2 separate regions of the Homo sapiens genome follow, and region 1 is linked to region 2. The links are chromatin loops, found by intact Hi-C in ENCODE. Cell type or tissue: heart right ventricle. All regions are shown on one strand. Links, peaks and the distances in the headings refer to the core of each region. The heading gives the core; the rest is flanking DNA. Region 1 has its middle 43 kb from the start of LINC02384. Region 2 has its middle 50 kb from the start of RAP1B.

The links. Peaks named below come from ENCODE experiments on the same cell type or tissue, not always from the same donor. Only the 100,000 strongest peaks of a DNase experiment are listed, where the experiment ranks them.
Region 1: a loop joins it to region 2, with 2.0 times the contacts of the local background. A loop is called at or near these places in 1 of 110 quality-filtered maps.

What each region holds. Positions count from the first base shown.
Region 1 is chr12:68,492,056-68,497,439 of GRCh38, reverse strand. No RefSeq gene overlaps it. Among named protein-coding and RNA genes, the nearest start is that of LINC02384, 43 kb to the right of the region's middle. In heart right ventricle, for the core only: no CTCF peak of the experiment used is centred there; no DNase peak of the experiment used is centred there; H3K27ac peaks cover 1,619 bases.
Region 2 is chr12:68,557,926-68,563,309 of GRCh38, reverse strand. No RefSeq gene overlaps it. Among named protein-coding and RNA genes, the nearest start is that of RAP1B, 50 kb to the left of the region's middle. In heart right ventricle, for the core only: no CTCF peak of the experiment used is centred there; a DNase peak (open chromatin) is centred at 3,159; H3K27ac peaks cover 1,303 bases.

The DNA of each region.
Region 1 (5,384 bases), core at 236-5,235, 66 kb after region 2:
TACCTACATTTAAAGCTATCATTCAGGGGAGGGAAGGGGATGGGTCTGGTATTTGTCGAATTACTTCTGCCTACTAAGCTCTGTACTAGGAAGTTTCCATTACAGGATTTCACTTTAGGTGCAACCATCCTGCTGGTTGGGTTCTATCATCTTTTTTTGTCAAATGGAGAAACAGAAACTGCAAATTACTCAACTTGTATTTTCAGAGAGATTTAGTAATGTGAACAAAGTCATTCATCTAGTAAGTGGCTGGACCGGAATTCTAACGCAAGTCTGAAAAAAAGTCTTAGCATATACCTATACATATTAGGAAAAAAGGGAGAATTCAGCAGTTATTATGATAAATGAGGGGCAGCCCTCATCTTGTAGTTTACACTTACCCTCTTAAATACGTATCTAAGGAGAAGCGGGAGGTGGGATGGGGCTTGGATTAGGCAATATGTATGGTGGTTAAGCAAGTGGACTCAGAGTTAGACAACCTGGGTACAGAGCCTGGTTCTGTCTCCTTTTAGTTGTGTGACCTTGAGCAAATTATTTACCTTCCTCGAGCCTCAGGTTCTTTAACTGTAAAAATTGGTGGAGGGGAATACTCATCATTTCTATCTCACTGGATGTTGTTAGAATGAAATGAAAGAATGAACATAAACACTTAGCCAAGTGCTTGGCACACACTAATGCTCAAGACCTTATTATCATAATTATCCAATGCTCCATATTTACTACCCAAAGTCAACAGATAATTGCTTATCTTCCTACTTTCTTAATGTTTGGTAAATGCAGTGTTAAAGTGGAAGACAAGTCCACTCAATAGATCTGCAGCCAGAGTATTGGGTTTGGAATCATTCAATCGGAGTTTGGTTCCTGGTTCAGCTTCGTAATCTTGTCTAGACACGTTGCTCAGTTTCTCTGGACTCAATTTTCTTACCTGTAAAATAGTGATCAAAACTATACCTAGCTTACAGAATTCTTGCCAGGCAAGAATTGCTAAGACAAGGAGTACACGAAAGGGCATTTAAGCTAGTCTAAGAGAGTCAGGAGGATCTCCTGGAAGGGAATGAAGCCCAAGTGGACACCTAGAAAAGAAAAGAACTTGTCAACTATGATATACACTTATGTCAATAATACATTATTATTTAAATAACATAAGTATATATAACTGACATTTAAAGTTATTTTGGACTGTATTTCCCATTTTACTGATTTTTCTTCAGATAAAACCTTTGAATTTCATTAAGTTTTAAGAAGAGAAATGCCATGATTTATTTTTTTTTGGTAGATTGTAAGTATCTCCAAAATTTGGTCCATCATTTTCCTAAAGATGTTTCTAGTGAAACGCTAGTCTTCTGCAATATCTTCAATCATCAACTGTGTAAAGTGAGAACTAAAATAAATATAGACTGAAACTCTTTCTTGCTTTCATATTGAATGAGATAAGTGCATGAGCTGAGAGAGAGGGAGAGAGAGAAAAACACATGTTTACATCTTGGATGTGATCCTGAGTTATTCCCTGGATATAAATAAGACACTTTGAAAGGCACATTAACTTTTCCAGGTCACGAGGGTTTTCATTAGAATGCTGGACTATAAATAGTTCCCTAGTGAGGTAAAGGAAATGATGCCCTATTCCTTCTCACTCCCAGAGTTCTTAGCACACTGGAGAACAACATTCTTTTGCAAGTGTTTGGCTTACTATGTGCTGGTATTGTTTATAAGGTCAAATTTTGGATTAACCTTTTGAGATTTAAAATAAAATCAGACAAGGGAATCTTTGTGAACATTTTATTTCTTAGGGAAAATTATTTTACATGGAATTTACCTAGTGTACCACATAAAAATTCTTAACACAGAGTATCTCGCACAGTGTAAAAATATATTTCCCTTGAGTAGCTTAAATGTCATCATGTTTGGTACAAAATAGGAAATACTTCATTCTGCAAATTACCTTGCCAGAGCTTCTCTGCTATGATCTCATACATAACAGTGATATCTATATAGAAAAGGATAATTGAGGAATTACCTGGTGAATTCAAACAACAGCGTCAGTCACAAGTGATAATTCAGATAGTATTTTGTTTTGTTATCTTTTATTGTTAAATTTTTTTATTGTTATTATTTTTTAAGAAACAGAGTCTTACTCTGTCGCCCAGGCTGGAATGCAGTGGCCTAATCATAGGTCACTTGCAGCCTCGAATTCCTGGACTCAAATGATACTCCTACCTTAGCCTCCTGGGTAGCTGGGACTACAGGCATGTGCCACTATGCCTGGTTAATTTTCTTTTTCTTTCTTTTTTTTTTTTTCCCCCTTGTTAATTAAAAAAATTTTTTTTGTAGAGTTGAGTTCTGGCTGTGTTGCCTAGGCTGGTGGAAAACTGCTGCCCTCAAGTGATCCTTCTGCCTTGGCCTCCCAAAGTGTTGGAATTACAGTGAGCCACTGTGCTTGGCCTGTTTTGTTACCTTTTTAGAGCAAGATTATCTGTCTAAAGAATTAAAAAATTACCTATACTTATTTCAATGTATTTTGTCTGAAGTATTTCTGGGAGATGCATTGAACAGGCCACATTGGGATGAAGTGTGTTTGTTAGAATAGTAAGATCTGGCACATGGCTGGTCATGTCAGGTTTTTGCTGGATTATAACTGCTTGAGGACACAAACTGTATCTTATTTATCTTTGAATCCCTCTGGTGTCTTGAATGTAGTAGGCATTCTCTAAATAGTTATCAAGTTGATTGAAATTCATTTTGTTACGAAAATAATTTCTGGGCCTCCTAGGAATCAGACAGTGTTTGAAAAATATATCCCTCAATGCTCATTATTACATTTGGTTTAGTTTCTCGTGGGGACCCATATATGTTATTGAAACATAAAATATATCTGTAATAGGAAAATATGGATGTGACAAGAAAAGTAGCAGCAAAAATTGGGCAGCAACCTTTGGTAAATATGAGTAAAATCGATGCAGACCTGCTGACCTAACAGAATTCTTACAGATTTAGAGTTTTTGGAAACTGTTTCCACGGTTCTTGTACATTATACAGTTTGTCTTACTTTTCTCTTTTGACAGTTTTATTATTAAGTAAGCCAGAAAATGAGATGAGGAGATGCTTATCTCTCTCTCTCTCTCTCTCTCTCTGTGTGTGTGTGTGTGTGTGTGTGTGTGTGTGTGTGTGTGTGTGTAAACAAGAAGCCAATACAATTTCATCTCAATAAGATGAGCCCTGCTTAGGAGGATAATGACCATTAATTGAGAGACTAATATGTACCAGGCAGTCTTTAAATACATTAACATAGTTAATGCATACAACAACCCTATGAGGTACCTGTTATTTCCATTTTTAAAGTTTATAAGCTGATGTTCAGAGATGTTTAATAATTTTCTCAAGCTCACATAGTTAGTGGCTGAGCTGGGATTCACACCCAAAACTCTTTGACTAGTGAATCAGTTTTCTTCCCCTGTATTGTGCTTGACACAGAGGAGGCACCCACGCACGCTTATTCTTAGCAGTGTCAAAACATCTTTTTTTTGGGGGCACCATTTGTCTGTAATTATTACCTGTAGAATCTTTCTTTGAGCCTTAAAGCCAGATTAAGGCTTTGCTTATGTACAGCAGTAAAATAGTCCAATCTTAGCTTCCAGTACTGGCGATATTTTCTGGAAAGTCGGTAACTGGACAAAAGTGAGTCACTTTGAATAAAAGAAAAAAAGTGAAATAGGGTGTTTAAATAAATAAATAATAAAAAGTGAAATAACATTTTCATGTGTTTGCTTCTACTCAGAATTCAAATTGCTCAATTCGTTGCATTAGGAAAAGACAAAGGATTAAACACCCTCATATAGTTTTTGAGACAAAGTCTGGCTGTGTCGCTCAGGCTGGAGTGCAGTGGTGCAATCACAGCTCACTGCAACCTCTGTCTCCCAGGTCAAGCCATCCTCCCACCTCAGCCTTCTGACAACTGGGACTGCAAGTGTGCACCACCATGCCCATGTCTGGCGAATTTTTGTATTTTTAGTAGAGATGGGGTTTTGCTATGTTGCCCAGGCTGGCCTCAAATTCCTGACCTCAAGTGATCCGCCCTCTTTGGCCTCCCAAAGTGCTGGGATCACAGGTGTGAGCCACCGCACCTGGCCTCACTTTTTAAACTATTGAATTAGTATCCTAGAGTTTTTACTTTCAGGCAGTAATAAAGACACCCTATGGAAGAGCTGCAGGTGGAAGAGGTTGAGAAGGATTCTGTGTTTCATGAGTTGATATAGGGGTCAAGGTAGTATTTTGTCTGGGGAGGAGAATGGCGATATAAGAGAAGCATGAGCTAGTTTCTAGTCAATCTTCTTTCCTATGCACACAGGATAATTACAAAGTTAAAATTAAAAGACAATTTACCTATCTGACTTTTTTGTTTCAGTGATGTCACACTCAGAAGCAGTTAAAATAGCAGATAAGGAAACCCCTGGGTCTGTTGAGATCTAAACAACCTGTTTCTTTGTTGTACTATGTACCAGGTAAGGTGGTAAACAAAAGAAGCACAGTTCCAAACCTCATGGAGCTTATATAGTCAAGGCATGGAAAGGCAATATTTTCATATAATAGTATGTAAGAACTTTCAAAGAGACATTGCAGTCAAAAAAGATTCAACTCCAAGGGTGAAAACTTGCCTCCAAAAGGCTCCTGGAGCCAGGCTACGGCTGGAAGTGTTCAGAGGGACTGTGGGAAGACAAGATAATTGAAGGAAAAATAAGGGCTCCAACTAGTTTAAGGTATTGACATCAGCAGGAGATTGCACCGCACCTAACTGGGGTTACTGGTGTTATTAAGCAATACAGACTGCCTGGGCATTAAAAACTGACTGGAGTGGGTACCATAGTGGTTTAATGCAAACTACCTTCATTGGTAACTTGAGGTAGGTATATCTGAACTCTAGCAGCTGATCACATCCACTTTCTGTGAAAAGGCTTTCATAATACTTTTTAAAAAATTATTTATTTATTTAGGTACCAGTAACAGCACATAAAATTAATCATTTTAAAGTGAATATTTTGGTGGCATTGAGTGCATTCACAATGCTGTGCAACCGTCACCTCCAGTTCCATGACATATTCATCACTCCAGAAGGGAACCCTATAGGTGTTAAGTAGTTGTTTCCCATCCCCCTTTCCGCCTGTGCCTCATATCTACAAATCTGTGTTCTGCCTCTGTGGATTTACTTTTGCTGCATACTTAATATAAATGGCATCATACAATAGGTAACCTTTTGTGTCTCACTTTTTTCACTTAGCATAATGCTTCTGAGGTTCGTCCATGTTGTAGCATGTATCAGTACTTCATTCCCTTTTATGGATGAATAATATTCCATTATATGTATACACCACCTCTTGTTTATTCATCCA
Region 2 (5,384 bases), core at 232-5,231:
ATACTTTTAACTTTCTTGGTGGTTTTATGTAAATTAATTAATTTTGTCCCTCAATTTCTCTTTTGGTTGTAGATATTTTCAATCATGGGTATAGTATGGAGGTTGTTAGTAAAAACTATTGAAAAGTGTTTTACAATACTTTATTATTTCTAAGATATGATGATGAATATCAGTGTGTATATTTATACTGACGAAAATAAAGCATATTTTCTCCTTGGTGTTTTTACACAGATACCTCTTATTAACTAAAGTTAGATTACCTAGGCAACTTTGAGGGATTATATGAATTACATGCTATTAAAGCTATCATTGTGGTCAAGAGTTTAGGTACTATTTTCAGCCCTGGCTGTGTATTGCAATGGTATGCAGATGAAAAATGTATAAATGCATGACCTTGTCAATAAAAACAAAATGAATAAGCAACACCAATGACAGTTTTGTTGGAACCAATTCCCCCCTCCCTTTTTTTCTGGAAATATGTGGCTGGCACACAGTAATAGGCTTATGAATTGAACAATTTAATACTTTATTAAAATAAAAGCAAATTAAACAGAAAGGATTGAGTTCATCTTTAGTTAAGAATGCCAGTGGCTTGGCTCTGGGAAGATGTGTCGGAGGGAGAAGAAAAAAGGGATCACTTAAGGGATTAAGTATATGAGGATCCATGAGAATTTCACGTAGACCCTGCGAAGTCCAATTTGATTGTTTCTTGATTACATTTTTACATTCTTCTGAAAGGGTCTTCAGAATTAAAGAGCAGTTTGAGGAGCAGGGAAGAATGAACAAGAATACCAAGTTTCTCAGAAGCTGGTGAAGTACTACCTACGACTCTGATTGCCTTTAATGTCATGGAGGAAGCTCTAACCCAGCTGCTTCACATAAGGGTGCAAAGCTACGACAACTCGGGTGACCTAGAGCAGCTGAACCAGTCCAGGTTTATGCCTGATCTATCTCATGGCATAAAACATTCTTTAAAAAACAACAACAGCAACAAAAATCTAGCATTTGCTTTCTAATTCTCTCAAAGCACCATGCAAATATTTATTGATCTTCCCAATGTCTGATAAAGAAGATACTAAAACAATTTATTTTATAAATCATTAGTGAGTGGACGAGTGTCGTAGGATGGCATTTTGTGATTTCTTAAACTTCGACTTCTGAGTTCTAATTATCTTCTGGTGCTATGTGATAACAGCGTGTAATAGGAAAAACGCGTTTGACTTTCAGGTCAGAGTGATCTGGGTCTGCATTCCAAACCAATCACGTAATTAGCCTCGTGGCATTGAACAAATTCCTTAATCTTTCTGAACCTCAGTTTCTTCATCTATAAAATGGGTATAGTAATACTAGCTTATTGTAACCATTAAAAAGGCTGTGTGTAAAATTTCTGGCACTCGGCAAGCCCTCAACACATAATAAAAGTTACAATAGTTCTTGTTTTTTTTTTTTTTTTTTTTTTTGAGAGGGAGTCTCGCTCTGTCCCCCAGGCTGGAGCGCAGTGGCGTGATCTCGGCTCATTGCAAGCTCTGCCTCCCGGGTTCACGCCGTTCTCCTGTCTCAGCCTCCTGAATAGCTGGGACTACAGGCGCCCGCCACCAGGCCCGGCTAATTTTTTGTATTTTTAGTAGAGATGTGGTTTCACCGTGTTAGCCAGGATGGTCTGGATCTCCTCACCTCGTGATCCGCCCGCCTCGGCCTCCCAAAGTGCTGGGATTACAGGCGTGAGCCACTGTGCCCAGCATTTTTTTTTTTCTTTTTGAGATAGGGTCTCATGTTGTCAGCAGACTGGAGTACAGTGGTGCCATCTTGGCTCACTGCAACCTCTGGGGTTCAAGTGATTCTCCCACCTCAGCCTCCCGAGTAGCTGGGACTACAGGCACGCGCCACTATGTCTAGCTAATTTTTTGAATGTTTTGTGGAGATGGGTTTTTGCCATGTTGCCCAGGCTTGTCTCCAACTCCTGAGCTCGAGCGATCCTCCTGCCTCAGCCTCCCAAAGTGCTGGGATTACTGGCATGAGCCACTGCACCCGGCCTTGTTTTGTTAATTGTATCTATTGCATCACATGAAGAGAAAATACTCACCAATTCTAGCCTGGGGCATTAGGCATTTATTGCTTTCAGTAGATGTTCTCAATTGTGCATAGATCATAGACCCGAACTGATGTTTTTAACCCCTCTGATGAGGCATCACAAGGACAAAAATTTAATTTTATCCAGGATGTATTTGTTAGTCTTTGGCCAAGCTCTTAGCCAGATCTTTTGTAGGATTCCGTTGAAAGTCCTAAAAGAAATAATTCATTTAGTATTTACACTCCATCACTTAAATGTTATGTATTTTAGGATTAAGCAACATCTGGAATTAACCTCTATTTATACAGTTAATTTTTTTTAAAGCCAACAGATGACTCCTTTTGGCACTCTTCTGATAAAATTCTGTCCAGGCCCACAGAGTGATAATCTTGAGACCGGCTGCTCACCTCTCCTAGCCTCCTCCAGTGCCACAGGCCTAGTTGACCTCTGCTGGGTTTCCTGGGGGTGGGCCTGGCCCCCTTCTGCTCACTTCTGGGCCATTTGCCTTGACTTGCTTGGCCCACTCCAGCTGCTTCCCATTCATTTCCTGGCTTCTGAGCTTGCAGAGGGCTTGGGAATTCTTCCCAACTCAGGCAGCCACCAGCATTCTTCCCAGCTGGCAGTTTTCCTGCTAAATGGGAGCCTTCCTCTTGCAGTGTCCTCCACCTGTCTGCAGCTATATCGCCTCTAGACTTGTCCATGGCCCTGGAGCTCAGTGCTCATGTGACACAGCCTGAGCTGAATTCCTGCTCAAGGCTGCAGGGGAGGCCACCAGCTCCACACTTTATTCAGGGCAATGGAAATCCCCTCTTCCCTCGCTATGGTTCCCACCCCCAGTCAGCAGGGGAGCATCCTCTGAGCAGATTGCCATACGTGCCTGTTTCTGCTTCCATTTCCCCAAATGAGAACACTACTGAAGGTCAGCAGAGCTTGGAAACAGCTCACCAGGGTTAAGTCATGGAAAACACCAGTGATCCAGACAGGAAATAGGGGCCACGAGTAGTTTCAGATAGTGACAAAAAACAGGAGTGGCTGAACATTCACACTGTGGATAAGTGGAGTTGGCCACCGCCTGATGCAATTTGTGTCTCCGAGGGTGGCTTCCATTGGCTTTACGCAGTGCCTGAAGTTCTAGTTCCTAGCCCAACTTCCTCTTTCCAGTAGAAGCAGGGTGTGGTGCAGCATTTTCCAGAGTGCTCCTTGCAGTACAAATCCCCTGAGGTGCTCCTTGAGAAAAGGTTTTCATACTTGAATAACACTGCACAATGCTGCACGCTATAGCTCCTTCAAGAAGATCACAGAGTGCATTCATATATTAAGACTATTCGCGCTTGGAAGCTGTGCTTTATCCAGAGGCTCTGAAAGTTATTGGACTACAGAATGCTTCCTTCAAATAACACTTAATCATAATCAGTAAAATTAATGCTCAATGGACATACTGTTCTTTTGTTTGTTTGTTTGTTTCTATTTGAGTTGGAGTCTTGCTCTGCCGTCCAGGCTGGAGTGCAGTGATGTGAGCATGGCACACTGCAGCCTCGAACTTATGGGCTCAAATGATCCTCCCATCTCAGCCTCCCATTACCATGCATGCTAATTTTTTCTATTTGCTATTTTTATTTTTTTGTAGAGTCAAAGCCTCACTATGTTGCCCAGGCTGGTCTTGAACTCCTGGGGTCAAGTGATCCTCCTGCCTCAGCCTACCAAAGTGCTGGGAATATAGTCATGAGTCATGGCACCCTGTTCAACATGCTATTTTTTAAGCCAAGAACACACCTACCTCAGGGCCTTTGTCCTTGCTGGTCCTTCTACTTGCTATGACCTGTCTATGGATATTCACATGACTCACTTCCTCAACTGCTCAAAAGAGGTTTTCTCTGAATGTCCTATCTAAATGACTCTCCCCATTCACTTCAATACAGTCACTTTCTCTTTATCCCCTTATCCGGCTTTGTTATTTTCTATAGCAGTTATAACTCCCTGGCATTATAAATCATTGATTTATTATGTAATAATTAATTTATTTTTGATAAATGTATTGTAGTTAAAATGAAAGCTCCCTGACGGCAGAGGCATTGGTGCCCCCTGTTGTATCCTCAGCTCTAGAACTCTGCCTCTTTCTCTCTCAGTATGACCTTGAGCAAATCCCTTCATCACTTGGACCCTCAATTTCTTTAGGTAAGATGAAGAAAAACAATATCCATTCTGCTTCTCTCATGGGACCATGAGGAGGATCAGGTGAGAACTGGGCTGTGATAGTGCTTGTAAACTGTCAGGAGCTAAAAAATATAGGTTATTTTATATTATTATAAATAATATAGGTTATTATATATTATATAACATATATATAATATATTACCTATATAATATATTACCTATATATTACCTATATAATATAGGTTATTATATATTATTAAACATATATCTATGAACATAATAAATATATTATTAAAGACAAAATGCAAAACAGAAAAGGGAGGTAACCCCCATGGTGAGAGCAGATGAACTAGGAATGTGAGGATAGGTTGTTTTGACAAAAAAGAGGGGCAGGGTAGAAGAAACTCTAAAGAGGCAGTGTGACCTAGAGAGAGCAAAGACCCGTTGATACTGTCCTGAATCACAGGAAATGGGAGAAATACTTAAGAGAGGGAAGAAAGTTTCACTAGTAGAGCTTGTTAGTATAATCTAGTAGTTACTGCTCTTTGGATGCTTCCATATCTCTGACACTTTGATTTTTAAACAAATTTTGTTTAATCCATAGGAAAGTCCTATAGGGTAAGTATCATCTAGGTTTTATTCACAAGGAAACTGAAGCAGAGGGAGTTTCAATACCATACTGTACCCAAGGCCACATAGGGAGTGACAATCCAGATCTCAATGCCAACCTGAGGCTGCCAGACAAGGCAGTCTTGGCTCCCACAGAGCCTAATGGGTCTCCTCCTCGCCCTACTTGGAGGTGGCCCTGTAAGAGTGAGGACAAGGTTAACCAGAGAACTTCTGTTAGCCTCTTCCTTAGCTCTCTCTAGAAAAACAGTTTGAACTGTAAACCTACAGTGGTGCCACAAACCTAGTTGATGTATAGAACCATCCACTGAATTGCTCTTTAGGGGAGGGAGCAGGGAAAGGACAGAGGAAGGTAGGTAGTTTTTAAAGTATAACAATGGTTATGACTTTGTTATTTGAGGAAATGTACGTATGTTCAGAAAATGGAAGTTGAGGCTGGGCTGCATGGAGGCTGCTGTTTGTCTTGTATTATTTTCTGCTGCAAGGGCTTATATCCTCTCATATCCTGTTTCTCTTTATTTTTAAAACCATG